2 separate regions of the Mus musculus genome follow, and region 1 is linked to region 2. A link is a contact called in ENCODE Hi-C or POLR2A ChIA-PET data. All regions are on one chromosome and are shown on one strand. Each heading gives the region's core, a stretch centred on a gene start or an enhancer-like site at or near the end of the contact. The rest is flanking DNA. Distances are from core to core; before and after follow the strand shown.

What was found. Hi-C counts contacts between places; a loop is a spot of excess contacts on that map. ChIA-PET counts read pairs that join two places held with the same protein, here RNA polymerase II (POLR2A).
Region 1: a loop to region 2 is called in a map of T-helper 17 cell, with 4 times the contacts of the local background. The contact joins the promoter of Dcaf12 here to the promoter of Smim27 in region 2. A Hi-C loop is called at or near these places in 2 of 37 maps with a recorded cell type or tissue (T-helper 17 cell and T-helper 2 cell). POLR2A ChIA-PET finds 5 or more read pairs at or near these places in 1 of 5 experiments (embryonic stem cell).

Annotation. Positions count from the first base shown.
Region 1 is chr4:41,311,226-41,318,179 of GRCm38, reverse strand. It overlaps Dcaf12 (DDB1 and CUL4 associated factor 12), which reads left to right and starts at 3,279. Exons shown (of 9, transcript NM_026893.3): 1 at 3,279-3,692; 2 at 4,715-4,969. The coding sequence starts at 3,615. Gm46891 (predicted gene, 46891) reads right to left here and starts at 3,838. Exons shown (of 2, transcript NR_168697.1): 1 at 1,278-3,838. Gm26049 (a small nuclear RNA gene) reads left to right here and starts at 5,986; the gene lies at 5,986-6,089.
Region 2 is chr4:40,268,076-40,274,604 of GRCm38, reverse strand. It overlaps Smim27 (small integral membrane protein 27), which reads right to left and starts at 5,026. Exons shown (of 2, transcript NM_001349093.1): 1 at 4,886-5,026; 2 at 4,377-4,567. The coding sequence starts at 4,930. The coding sequence ends at 4,463. Topors (topoisomerase I binding, arginine/serine-rich) reads left to right here and starts at 4,764. Exons shown (of 3, transcript NM_134097.3): 1 at 4,764-4,931; 2 at 6,104-6,301. The coding sequence starts at 4,929. It overlaps Ndufb6 (NADH:ubiquinone oxidoreductase subunit B6), which reads left to right. Exons shown (of 4, transcript NM_001033305.3): 3 at 1,751-1,795; 4 at 3,758-4,014. The coding sequence ends at 3,826.

The sequences.
Region 1 (6,954 bases), core at 2,030-4,529, 1.0 Mb before region 2:
ACACACCTTCCCCCAACAAAGCCACATCTCCTAATCCTTCCTAGTTCTACACACTAGGGACCAAGCATTCAAAGTCTATGGGGGTCATTTTAATTCAAACCACTACAATGTACATGCATACCGCCATGTGTGTCTACACACACACACACACAAAATATGTAATATATACATGCTTATATACATATATCTTGCAGGAGCCAGACTTTGTGGTACATATTTGAAATCATAGTTACTTGGGATGCTTAGATAAAAGGATGGGAAGTTTAAAGCTAGCTTGGGAACTAAAAACAGTACTTCTTAAGGAAGAAAAGCCAAGCTTGGTGGTTCATGTCCGTAATCCTAGCTCACAGGAAAATGAAGCCAGAGCAGTATCAGAAGTCCAAGGCCAACCTGTCCCACAGTCCAAGCCTGTCTAACAAGACAAAACAAACATAGAAAAGTTTAGCTCAGTCGGAGGAGAGCTTGCCTCGCACACACAGCAGCAACAGAGTCACAAATAAAAGAGGATCAACAGTTTGAGATCATCATTGGCTCATCTGAGCGAGAGAGCTGGGGTTGGGGGAGAAAAAAAAGAAAGGAGAAAAGACGAGAAGAAGAGTGGGAAGAAAAACAAAAGGTTAAAAAAAAAAGAGAGGAGGGGCTGGAGAGATGGCTCAGTGGTTAAGAGCACTGACTGCTCTTCCAGAGGTTCTGAGTTCAATTCCCAGCAACTCAGTTCAATTCTGCACAACCATCTGTAATGGGATCTGGTGCCCTCTCCTAGTGTGTTTGAAGAGAGCAACAGTATACTCATACATAAAATAAATCTTTAAAAAAAAAAAGAGTCGGGGCTATATATAGCTCAGTGCTAGCATTTTCCATGCAAGAAAACTTAGGTTTGATCAGTAACACTTAAAATTATTGTATGGCTGAAGGCATAGCAGAGTGGTAAAGAACTTGCTTAGCAAAAGAAAGGCCTTGAAGCAGGGCAGTGGTGGTGCACGCCTTTAATCCCAGCACTTGGGAGGCAGAGGCAGGCAGATTTCTGAGTTCAAGGCCAGCCAGGGCTTCACAGAGAAACCCTGTCTCAAAAAAAAAAAAAAAAAAAAAAAAAAAGAAAAGAAAAGAAAAGAAAAGGCCTTGAGTCTGAGCCCCCAGCACACACACATATACACACACACAAAGCTGGAAGGTGAACTTTCAGTCCTCCAAGTGGACCTTTACTCCATTTCCACAGAGATGATCTGGCGTGTGGATCTGAGGATAATCCTGGGATGTCAGTGTGCAGGACAACTTACAGAATGAAGCTGCACCAGTGTCCTGTGTGTCCTGACATGGACTGAGGATGCCAGGAGTCCAGCCCCACTCAGCCTGAGCCTGGAGATCCTCAAAGGGTTCCAAACTCTTGTCCAGTGAACGACTGGGTCATCTAGAGCATTGTGAGGCAAGACAGAACCAGAACAGACTCAGAAAGGGAGGGCTGCCACAGTCCTGCCCGCTCACAATGTGTTAATCTCCGAAGACACAAGCCTAATCAGGAAAGATGGGGCTGCCTCTCCCAAGGTAGTATTAGGGGTTAGTTGCAGTGCTGATCTGGGGTGGTGGCACATCATTTCAACCTGGAAAACAAATCAAATCTTCTTGTAGGCAGAACGGCAGATGGGCCAACACAGTTCCCTGGAGGTATGAGGCCTGAAGCTGAAGGGACCAGCAGGTAACTGGGCACCACAGCCTGAGGCCAGTCAGTCTCAAGCAAGAACATCCTGCTTCCTCCAAGGGTTTCTTTGCCTGAGGAAAGTGGAAGCTGGCACTCACATTCCTTCAGGATCTTCGGAAAATGGAGGCAAGGGTGATCCCGCTTTGTTTGGTGACTGGTGCCAGTCCAAACCGGACATGCCAAAAATGACCACTCTCTTTTCTGTGGTTCAAGATTTCACTCCTTAATGGAGATCAAGGCTGGGCTCCGAGAGAAAGGCAGGCAATGGCATGAATTACAGCGATGGGTCTATTTGCTGAAGCACAAGGACAGTGTGACTTTGACCTTGCAGACCTAAAAAGGGTGGCATTTTATGAAAGAAAGTGACTTATTAGATGTGGTTGCACACACCTTTAACTCAGCTCTGGGGAGGCAGAGGCATGTGGAGCTCTATAACTTTTGAGGCCAGATTGATTTATATAACATGCTGCGTTCCAGACCAGCCAAGACTATACACTGAAACCCTGTCTCAAAAAAAAAAGGAAAGAAAGAAAAGGAATAAATAAAAGAAGGGGAAAAGTGACTTGAGGTTTAGACAGGAGTCAAAATAGACAGGGAGCTGGAGAGTAAAGAAGTGGAGAATGGAATCTGGGGACTCCGTATGTGTGGGGAGACCTGTGCCAACAGGCATGTGAGGCAGCCTGCGTTAGCTCTGGTACTTTGATGTGGCAAAAATCTGACCATACTGCTGCCTTCCTACCCTGAATCCATCTTGAAGGAGTGTGATGTGGGGTTCTCTGCCTTCCTTAAAGTGTCTAATCTTTTGTGCCCATTGACAGTTTGTGAGAATGTTGGGGGAAAGTGCTAAATGTGAGGCTACTAGTTACAGGATTAAGAAACGTCTTCTGAGGTATAAGGAAGGGTCAGAACCTGGGCCCTAGCAGCCTTAACTCATTCTCAACAGGCCAACTAAAAGACAAAGTGTAAGGGGAAACTTGAAGAAAGGTGTTAACTCGGTCTCATTGGAAAGAACAACGACGGGACATTCTCTTATCCTAGTCCATCTTAGGGGCTGACGTGTGGTTTGTTTAGGCTTAAAGGCAACAGCTATGCTTAAGTAAGCAGTCGTCGGCAAGGTGTGGTCGCATCCATCATCTGTTCGCCCAGTTTCTCTGGGAAGGTAGTCTGACAAGTTTTCCCAACTGTGATCTATCTTTCCTGGAGTCAAGTTCCTCTATTGGCTGGCATCTGTGCCCTTGTCCTTTCCTTCTCCCAGGAAAACTGCAATTTCTTAGAGTCCAGTGTTTTAATAGTCTGATTGCAATCTGGCAATCAGGGTGTCTAGAATATCTTTAATCCTACCATGATGGTTACAGGTTCAAGATTGGTCCCGCAGCCAGGCAGCTCATGCTTACTTCCGCATGCCAGAGGATGAGCTGGCTGAGGTCGGAAATGTCCCGACAGAAGGCTGGATTCCTTTGGCCACAGCTTAACCGCCATTGGCAAGAGGCAAGCGGAAGTTCTCCGAGGACATCAATTCTCCTTGCTGCGCTTAAGTCCCGCCCTGCTGGTCTGGGCGGTGTCTCCGTGGCGACGTGCTGCTATGTGCGGCTGCGCAGGAGTGACGGGGCGCGGGCGAGTGGGAGGGGGGTGTTTTGGTTCTCGCCGCTCGCCGTCCTTTCCAGACACGGCGGTAGGAAAGCTGCTTGTTCCTGCTTTTCCTTCCCCTTCCCTTCCCCTTCCCCTTTCCCAACCCGGATTTTCCCTTCTTCCATTTACGCGCCTCATTTTGATCGACTGCTGCCCGGGATCCGAGCCATTTTCCGGGCCGGGCGCTCGAAAGCGCGCGGCCCCAGGGCCCGGTTCATGACCCGTCGCCCTGCCGCCCCTTGCCTTCTCCGCCTCATGTGGCTGCGGGGCCACGGCGGCGCTGCCCACTATGGCCCGGAAAGCAGTTAGCAGGAAGCGGAAAGCGTCTGCCTCGCCAGGAGCCGGGAGCGACGCTCAGGGCCCGCAGGTGAGGGCTCACAGGTCTGGGTCATCACCTAGCAGGGGCTTAGGGCGTTCCAGCTGGGTTCAGGAACCTGGGGCCAGGGCGGGACGAGAACCGGAGCCGGGACTGTAGAGCAGTGACCGGTCCTTCTGCAGTGTACTGGCGAGCAGGCGGGCCGGAAGGGTGAGGAGCCAAAAGAAAACTACAAAATGACGCCTTCCGCTGGAAGTCAGCAGCTAGGGATAGAGAGCTTCAGGACCTCCTCGTTCCTGGAGGGAGGAGAAAATGAAGACAAGGGGAATCGGAAGTAAGACCGACCTTCCGAAGTTACTGGGAAGGAGATTGAAGTGGACCTTCCAGTGGCACTAGGAATAAGGGCCGATGGTCTCTTATCAAGGAAACCATCTCCTAAACTGGGTGCAGGCCCCTTTGGCTCTTTAGACATCTAGAAGAAACACCAGGTGTCATCTCTATATTGCCCCCTTTGGAGAGGAAGGCCTCTTGGACTTGGGATTCCGACGCAGGTTACCCCGTTGGTATTTGATTTTTCGAATTCTAAAACTGCCCGCAGCGCAAGTCGCGCGGAGTCAGATGAGCGGCCATTGACTGTACATCCCTGGAAGATCCGAGACCCCAGTCTGGCTCTTTGAGCTATACTCTTTATGCTCTACGGGGTGCACAGGCGGAGAGGGAGAAGGGGGCTGGGTAGAAGTGCAGCCCAGGTGGGTTCTGTAATATGGACTTCATTTCGTAACTATCAAGGACACCTGGGTATATGTTATTTCTGAGCCCTCCACTTTCCTCAAAGGTTTAGTTAACTTTTTTTTGCCCTGTTTATCCATTTTCTAAGTAGTCTTCATTATGAGAGCCTTATTTCAGTGCTAGCCGAGTTAAACTGTACTTTCTGGATTACAAATCTTCTGTTAAATGTTTGATTGTGTAAATCCCGAAGGACGAATTCGTGTTGGTTCTTTTATAAAACGGTCAGACTTCTTGTCTGAAGGAAAAGTGGCCAAACCCCTGATTTCTGATGTTGGCTTTCACAGTTTGGCTGGGATCATTCGCTGCACAAAAGGAAAAGACTCCCCCCAGTGAAGAGATCCCTAGTGTACTACCTGAAGAACCGCGAAGTCAGGCTCCAGAATGAGACCAGCTACTCTCGCCTGTTACATGGTTATGCAGCACAACAGCTTCCCAGTCTCCTCAAGGAGAGAGAATTTCACCTCGGGACCCTTAATAAAGTGTTTGCTTCTCAGTGGTTGAATCATAGGCAAGTGGTGTGTGGCACGAAATGCAACACAGTAAGTATCAGGAGTGCTCTTTGTCTTCCTTTTGTTGCTGCTGCGGTTTGGTTTGGTTGAGACCAGGGTTTTTCTGTGAAGACCTGGCTGTCCTGGAACTCACTCCATAGACCAGGCTGGCCTCGAACTATCTATCTGCCTGTCTCTGCCTCCCAGAGCTCAGCGGTGTGGGCTGTGCTTCCTTTTTCTTAGGTCTGAGATGTGGGACTTGGTTTACTCTAGCACCTTTCACTGTTCGTCTTTCCCCGTTTGTTTGCCTTTTTTTTTTTTTTTTTTTTTTTGTAAGCAGAGTTGGAGTTTATTAAGAGATTTTTAATTAGAAGTGTTAGGACAAAGAAGTGCTCAAGGAATGAGTAAACTGTAGTGTGGGTCTGGGCTCTTGAGGGAAACGTGCTCCCATCAGCTTCCCTCTCTCCCTCCTCCTTCATTGGTGACCTTGTCCTCTTTTTCTGCTTCTTTTCTCACTTCTGAGTCTCCCGACCCCTTCAAATGAACATGTGTTTTAGGTCCCCTGACTCTGTATGCTGCTGCTTCTAGTGTTTTAGATAAGAGGCCTCAAAGAGAAATTGATGTCAGAGCATCATTTAGGGTACACGGTAGTGACCGTTTCATTGCTGTGTATCAGCCTTTGACATAGTTAGAAGTATTAAGCACCAAGCTGAAGGTAGAAATGAGACAAATACTTTTTCATATATTAGAATCCAAATGTAGCATTTTGGAATCTGGGGCAATAGAATTGTTACAGTTCCAAGTCAGGCAGGGCTTTATAGTTGAGACTTTGTCTCAGAACAAACAAAACTCAAAGATATGATTAGTTTCTGGGACAAATGTGTGTGTGTGTGTGCCTAGTGGCATATGGGCATTTGCAAAGAAGAGAGGAAAATTATGGACATGAGAGTAAGGGAGCAGTTTTAAAGAGAGTAAGGGTTATAAGTAATTGGAGTAGAAATCTTATCAGGAAACTATGTAACCAGTATGGTTACAAGCTAGAAGAGTCAAAAGAGTGGGTGTGGTGCTTGCTTTAGCATTGTATACATACTTAAATTGGGACGCTACAGAGAAGATTAGCAGGGCTCCTGCACAAGGACGCTTACAAGTCTGTGCAGTGGTTTATCTTTTTAAGAAAGTGGATATGATTGGAATGGAAGTGTGCAGATGGCAAGACATCTCAGAAGTCGTAGATGCTAGGAGATGTAGGACTGGAGTTGGGGAAATAGTTCTGTCTAGCCCTCCCTCTGTTTTTAACTCACCTAGTGTGGATAGACAGGTAATGTTAGAATGGCGAGTAAACTGACCCTGGACCAAAACGTATCTGGGGTTATTTAAAAGAAAGGTTACTCTACATCAAGAACTATGGGCCTGTGAGATTGTTCAGTGGAAAGATGCTCGCTGCCCAAGCCTGATCCCCAGAACCCACAAAAAGGTGGAAGGGACTTCATAAAGTTGCTTTCTCTGACCTCCACATGCCACACTCTCTGAAACGTACACCACACTTACAACACATCACAATAGTAGTCATCGTCGTAGGAATAATAATAGTATAAATTTTAAAAAGAAAAAGAACCTTGGGTGCTCAGTGGGCAAAACTTGCCAAGCCTGCCAACCTGACTTTGACACTCAAAACCCATGGGATGGGAGGAGAACAAACTCCCTCAAGCTACACGTGCTTGGCGTGGCCTGTGTGCCCACTACCACATACAAATAAAAGTGTTTAAAAAAAAAAAAAAAAGGACTAAAACTGCCAGAGACCATAAGTACTGGTAGTGTTTTTATAAAGGTCATAGGCAAAATTCTAATCAGTTTTGAGGAAGGAAGTAATACTACGGTGGCTGGGGCCAAATTTTCACTTCTGTTAAATATTGTCTTACACATAACACTTGCAAAACTAGGTGCTACGAGCAAACCTGCACAAAACTTCCTTTTTCTGATTTCAGTCTTGCCCTGTGGTTTAGGAAACTGTCATTGTTGATGCTTGGAGTAGAAAA
Region 2 (6,529 bases), core at 3,777-6,276:
ACTGAACTCTGGTCCTCTGGAAGAGCAGTATGTACTCTTACATGTACATGTAAGCCATCTCTCCAGTCCTGTCCCAACTTTTTTTTTTTTTTTTTAAAGATTTATTTATTTATTATATGTAAGTACACTGTAGCTGTCTTCAGACACTCCAGAAGAGGGCATCAGATCTTGTTACAGATGGTTGTGAGCCACCATGTGGTTGCTGGGATTTGAACTCTGGACCTTCGGAAGAGCAGTCGGGTGCTCTTACCCACTGAGCCATCTCACCAGCCCGTGTCCCAACTTTTAAAAGTTGGCATTTATCTACTTATACTAAGTGTAGTTTCCTTTATCATCTCTATGACCAGGTTGTCTTAAGATGGAAAATACATTTATCCTCTAACAGAAGCATATTTAGTAAACTGTAGTATTAGTTTGGCAAAAAGAGACATTAATATGTAGCCACTACTCTGAGGGATTCATGCTTTCTTAGCCACTAGTGGACATATCCCAGCATTTCATGTTTGGTAGGGTCTTAGCCACGTACCTTTTATTCTTCCTCTTGGTCAGTTTAGGTGAGTTCTGCAGCTTCATTACAGTAGCATTTGCTTCAGTAACTGCATTCTACATCTCTTGGAAAACATCTTAGTATCTTCCTGACTTTGGCCACAGTTCTTTTTAAAATAAAAATTAAAGATGTGTATAATTTTTGTACATGGGAGCCACAGATGTCCCATAATGTGTTTGTGGGAGGTCAAAGGACAATTTTGTGGAGTTGGCTGTCTCCTTTTATCTTCATGTGGGTTCTGAAGATTAAATTCATGTTGCCAGGCCTGTGTAGCAAGTGCTTTTTACCCAGAAGCATCTCACTGGCCCTGGCCACAGTTCATATAATAAAGATATTTTATTTTCCTCGTATTATAGTCTTATGTTTCTCTCATAATCTTGGCCCTCTTGCCTTATATAATGCTATGTTTTACATCATGCCAGTAATTTTTAAATATTTTGATATGGTATCTTATGTAGACATACATGCTTTATGAGTTTATCCAAATTTATATATTAAATGCCTCTTTCTGTATGCAAAGCACTGTAAACGTGGGTACAGCAGTATACACAGCAGACAGATTGTGTCCCTGCTTCGTGAAAGGCTTATTCTAGTCTTGGAGACTGGCAGTAAGCACATGAATAAGAGACATATGTTGTTATAAGAGGTGTTCAGTTCTCTAAAAGAGATTGAGCATGGTGAAAGAATAGAGCATGACCGGGAGCTGCTGGTTTAATTGGACCTCTCTGCAGAGGTGATAGTAAAAGGTACCTAATTGGAATGAGAAGAGGGAAAAACTAGATAACCAGGAGTATATTTCAGGTAGAGGAAGCACAAAAGCCCTGGGACATCCTAGGCTTTATTGATTGGACTATTAGCTAAGGAGCCATTGTGACTAAGGGACAATAAGGGAGGGAGTGTAGAAAGTCAAATGATTTTCTAGGTGTGAATCCTGCTGGGTTTTAGAGGTCACAGCAAGGACTCCATCTTTTTTCTTTTGAGGGTTGTGAAACTTTGAGCAGAAATCTGATCCATTTTGGAATATGATGCTGTGTTGTTGAGTGCACAAGTTGGAGCTCTGACAGCTAAGTGGAGGTGTTTAATTAATATGCGCCCAGAGTTCTGGGAAAATTGGAGACTTAAATAAAAATATTTGGGAAAGATCTACCATATTTTCAGAAAATTTCTAACCCTGTAACTTACACAGATTTATTTTTATTGCAGACTAAACCATACACCATTGTTAGCTCGAAGCCCAGGATATTTCCAGTAAGTCTCAAAATTCCAGTTTTTTGCTTGTATGTTATCCCTCCCCACTTCTACAAGTGATTGCCAAGTTCATCACAATAAAATGGTCTTTTCTTACTGTCAGCTTAAATGCAGTTTGTGTATCATAGGAGGAAGGGAGGAGGGCTGGTGTGATGGTGGAAAATGAGGAGCGGATACTGTATGTCTCCACCTTGTTTGATGACCTTGACTGCCCTACAGTAGGAGGCACCACCAGGTTTCTCAGGGGTCAAGAATTACAGCACGAGCCTGAAGAGATAGATGTACAGGCAGCTAACAGCTGAGGTTCTGTCATTCCCAGATTCTAACTTCTTTGGCTTTATGCTTATAGTTCTCAATCTGTGAAGTTAAGACACATTTGTGTCAATTTCAATTTTATGTTACAAAGATGTAAGCTCTAAAAGTAATTTAAAAAATTCCCTCATGCCTTTAATACTAGTACTCAAGTTGTTCAACGCAATAAATGACTGCTACTATGTGAGTAATGAATGAGCCTCCATAATGGTAAATTGAAACTTAAATTAAGTAGCATATGTTACAGTTATCTGTTAAGAGCCGCAAAAGGAGACTTTTAGGGAGAACCATCAAATTTGGCTAACAGTCCACCCTGGAACTCTGCTTTACAAACTAACAAGAAATGTCCTGTAATCAGTGTATGTCAGACCCCAGGCAGCCTCAAAGTTGGGCATTAACTTGATGGTTTTGTTAGCTGACTAATATTTATTTATTCTTTGCTTGCCTGATTATTTAATTATATGTTTATGATGCCATTCATGGTCAAAGGAGAAGACAGGCTCTGTTTACAAAGCCATGTCAGTGGTTTCGTAGCATTTCTTTATTTTCTGAATGTCCTCTTTTGCTACAGCTGTCCTGTTCTGTGTCTGTGTTGTTGACCAGTTCCAGAGTCTCTCTCTTTTTTTTTTTTTTAGATTTATTTATTTATTATATGTAAGTACACTGTAGCTGTCTTCAGACACTCCAGAAGAGGGCGTCAGATCTTGTTACAGATGGTTGTGAGCCACCATGTGGTTGCTGGGATTTGAACTCCTGACCTTCGGGAGAGCAGTCGGGTGCTCTTACCCACTGAGCCATCTCACCAGCCCCAGAGTCTCTCTTTTGAGAAACTGAAGACCGTCTGTGTCCTCTAGAATAGACCAGGCCATGACAGGGTTCCAAGTCTCTGGCTTAACAGAACAAGTTTCCTTCTTCCTGATAGGATAGACTAGTATGAGTCAGGCTGTCCTCCCAGTCTGTTTGTCCCAGCCCTTATTAAAATGAATAATAGAGCATAACTAGCTTTTTCATGCAGTGCCTGAACATGGACTAGCATAGAGTGACCATCTATGCACAGTATTTTTGAAACTTGGAGGTGGATGTTGAGACAATAGATTGAAGGAATAAAATACTAAATCTTGTAATCAGAAGGATGTCATTACCTTGATTGTGGAGATAGATAGTCTCACAAGTATATCCATGCTTCAGAACTACAGTCTACCGTCTAAATATGCACTTTAGTATGCCTTTTAATTTTTAAGTCCTCATGTAATAGTTTGATTAATCTTTTTTAGCTTCATTTACAAATCAGTACAAGTAAAAAATTAGCACCTAAATTGAAATGTTTTAGGTAAAATGCAAAATAATTTTAATGGCCTTTTTTGGGGATTCTTTTTGTTGTTTTTTTGTTTGTTTTAAGACAGGGTCGATCTATGTAGTCTTGTCTGCCCTGAAACTTGCTATGTAGACCAGCTAGCTTCAAACTAGAGATCTGCCTGCCTCTACCTCTAGAGCACTGGGATTAATTCACCATCAGACCTGGCTTAAATTTAACAAATGTAAAGAAAGTATCTTTATAGTCATTTATTGTGTTGAGCAAATGTTGGAATATTTACAATGAAATGTATATTTGGTGAAAAATCTCTATTAAACACTTCCTGTTTTCCCTAGGGTGATACAATTCTGGAGACTGGAGAAGTAATTCCACCAATGAGAGATTTTCCTGATCAACATCATTGAAGAGTCCTTAAAAACTTAACAGACTTGTGTAACAGCACAAGTATGTTCCTAAAGTGCTGTATTTACTGAATCTGTTTCCTGGAAAAGTAATTAATAAAGCTTATTCTCAGAGTGTTATCACTGTCCGTGTTACTGTCCAAAGGTTCTATGATTTGAGACTAACAGTAAAAAGACAAATACTAAACAGAGCTATTAGCTACTTTTTTCTGTCCATTTTGATAAACAGGATGCAAAACACATTTTAGTCACAGTGTTGTTTACATACTGATTTGACATGAGGATGTGAAGTGTTTGAGCACTAGAATGAAAAGCTATGACCTGATACAAAATAGAGCCGGGCGTGGGGGCGCACGCCTTTACTCCCAGCACTCGGGAGGCAGAGGCAGGCGGATTTCTGAGTTCAAGGTCAGCCTGGTCTACAAAGTGAGTTCCAGGACAGCCAGGGCTATACAGAGAAACCCTGTCTCGAAAAAAAAAAAAGGGGGGGGGGGGTGTTGTCCGATCATTTTGAAAAATTGGCATGTTAACGCTTATCACAAAAGGCCACACGCAAATTTGTATTGTGAATTTTACTTTGAGTCTACATAGGTGCCATCTGAAGAAAAGAAGTGTTTGCTAAGAATTACAAAAGTTCGTTCAGAAGAACTTGTCTGGAAACTCCTTCTGTAGTTGTCGTCGTGCAGCTACAGTCGATGCATAGATGACGAATCCCCAAGAGAGCAAGACGATTGCAAGGAGCAACTAAAAGGAGGGGAGGAAAAGCAAAAAGAAGAAATCAATGTGCCGGGTCCTTTCCCTGTGTAGCCCGAGCAAGCAGCTACAGGTGGAAAGGCATCACATGCCTCTAACACAGTGCAGCCCAGAGGCAAGCAGGCCTGCAACCCCTGACGTCAGAGGCGGAAAAGCGTGTCCTCCAGGAAGAGGCGGAGCCGAGGGCAGGGCGTGAACGCTCAATTTAGGAATGGGTTCTGGAGTTCCAAGCTGCGAGCCAACAGTCTACCTTCGGCTCGCGGGCCCTGCCATGGTGCGCTCTGGAGCTCCGCTCTGCTCGGTACCTACCAGGGAGTAAGTCCAGTCCAGGCTTCGGCGACTCATCGGCCTCATGGTAAGGGAGCAGCGGGGACGGGGTGGCAAGGGCCCTACAGCCTGCTCGCGGGCGCATTGCACCCCGATGCAGCAGCCATTTTTCAGCGGGACTCTGCGCGCTCCCGCGGGCTTCCGCCCGGAGTTGGAACACATCACGTGATCCGGGCCTAGCCCGCCTTTCAGGCAGCAGAGGGAATAAAAGAGAAAATGTGAAGATCGCGCCTTTTTTGCGCTCACATAGGAATTCCTTAACTGCTTTATCCTGCATTTGCAGTGCGGTATTAATACAAGATAGTGTGCCATCGTGTGCATATAAAAGTTTATTGGAAAATAGTCCACGGTGGAAGAATCAAAGTTGCCGTCCCACACCCACATCGGTTTCCACCAAATGCGGATAGACCTTCATATGTTTATGCTTGACTTAAACATCTTTTACGTAACAAAAACATCGTTGGGAACTGTTAGTTGAGCCGTTCACCAAGAACAAACAGAATATTATCGCTGATGGCTGGAAATCTTTTCAAATATGTTGTACAGGTAGCCCGCATGGTGGATCTGCCGGCCAACAAGTGTTGACGGGCAGTTTGTCGAATGCTTGGGACTGCAGCAAGTTTGAAATACTAAGTCCCGAGAAAGGCAGCTTGGCAGGCCAACTATCAGGATGCTGGTGGTGTGCAGAGTGGAAGCCTGGCCGGCAGAGGCTGGGCCGCTCGGCTTTGGGCGCAGATGTGTCAGATACATTTTTAGTGTAGATTTCCGAGAGTGGAAAGAGGGAAGCGGGCCGCAGGGAGTTATGGCGGGGTAAAAGAAATGCCTGATGGTCAACCCAGCTGAAATAGACGGAAGGACCAGGGTGCTCTGGGAGCTCAGTCCAGTTCCCGTGGCACCATAGAGAATCCTAACAACTTGTTGAAGTTTGTGAGGTTCCACTGATACTGAGGCAGCCTTTCTGCATATTTGGTTGTGATTGTGGAGTTTGTGCTGTGCCCCCCCGCGGTGGGGGCAGGGCAGGGTCCGGGGTCTGTGCCGTAACGTCCCGCCTCCTGCGTGCGGCAGCGGTTTGGCGCATGCGCCCAGAGCTCGGGGGAAGGGGGTGGAGGAGCGGTGTTTTGCTGCGCGGGCTCGGGGGGTTGGTCTCGCCTTCTCTCCGCCTCCAAACTGCCTGTGGGTGATGAACGTTCTACGTCATAGGGGTCGCAGCCGCCGCCACCGGGGTCTCCGCTGTCTCGCGAGGAGGGTGAAGCGCCCCCTCTGGTGCCTGCCGAGGAGGGGAGGCGCCGAAGCCGCCGGGTACGCCTTCGCGGATCCTGCCGCCACCGGCCGAGCTTACTGAGCCGGCGGGAGCTGGCTTCCAACGGCCCAGCGGTTCCTGCCACCGCGTCCTCGGAGGTGAGTCGGCCGGGAACAATGGGTGAGGGGTTCCAGTAGGCCCTGGAGCAGCCCTGTGGTCTGGGCCTTCTTCCACCCGGAGCTCCCAAGGGCTGGGGTCGCCACGCTGCAGGGCACCTGTGGATCGGCACCGGTGGGCAAGCGAGGGGAGTGTCTCCCTGCACTGCCTGAAGGGCTGGAGCGCAACTGAATACGGGATAGAGCTGTGTGTCGGCGCAAAACAGTTGC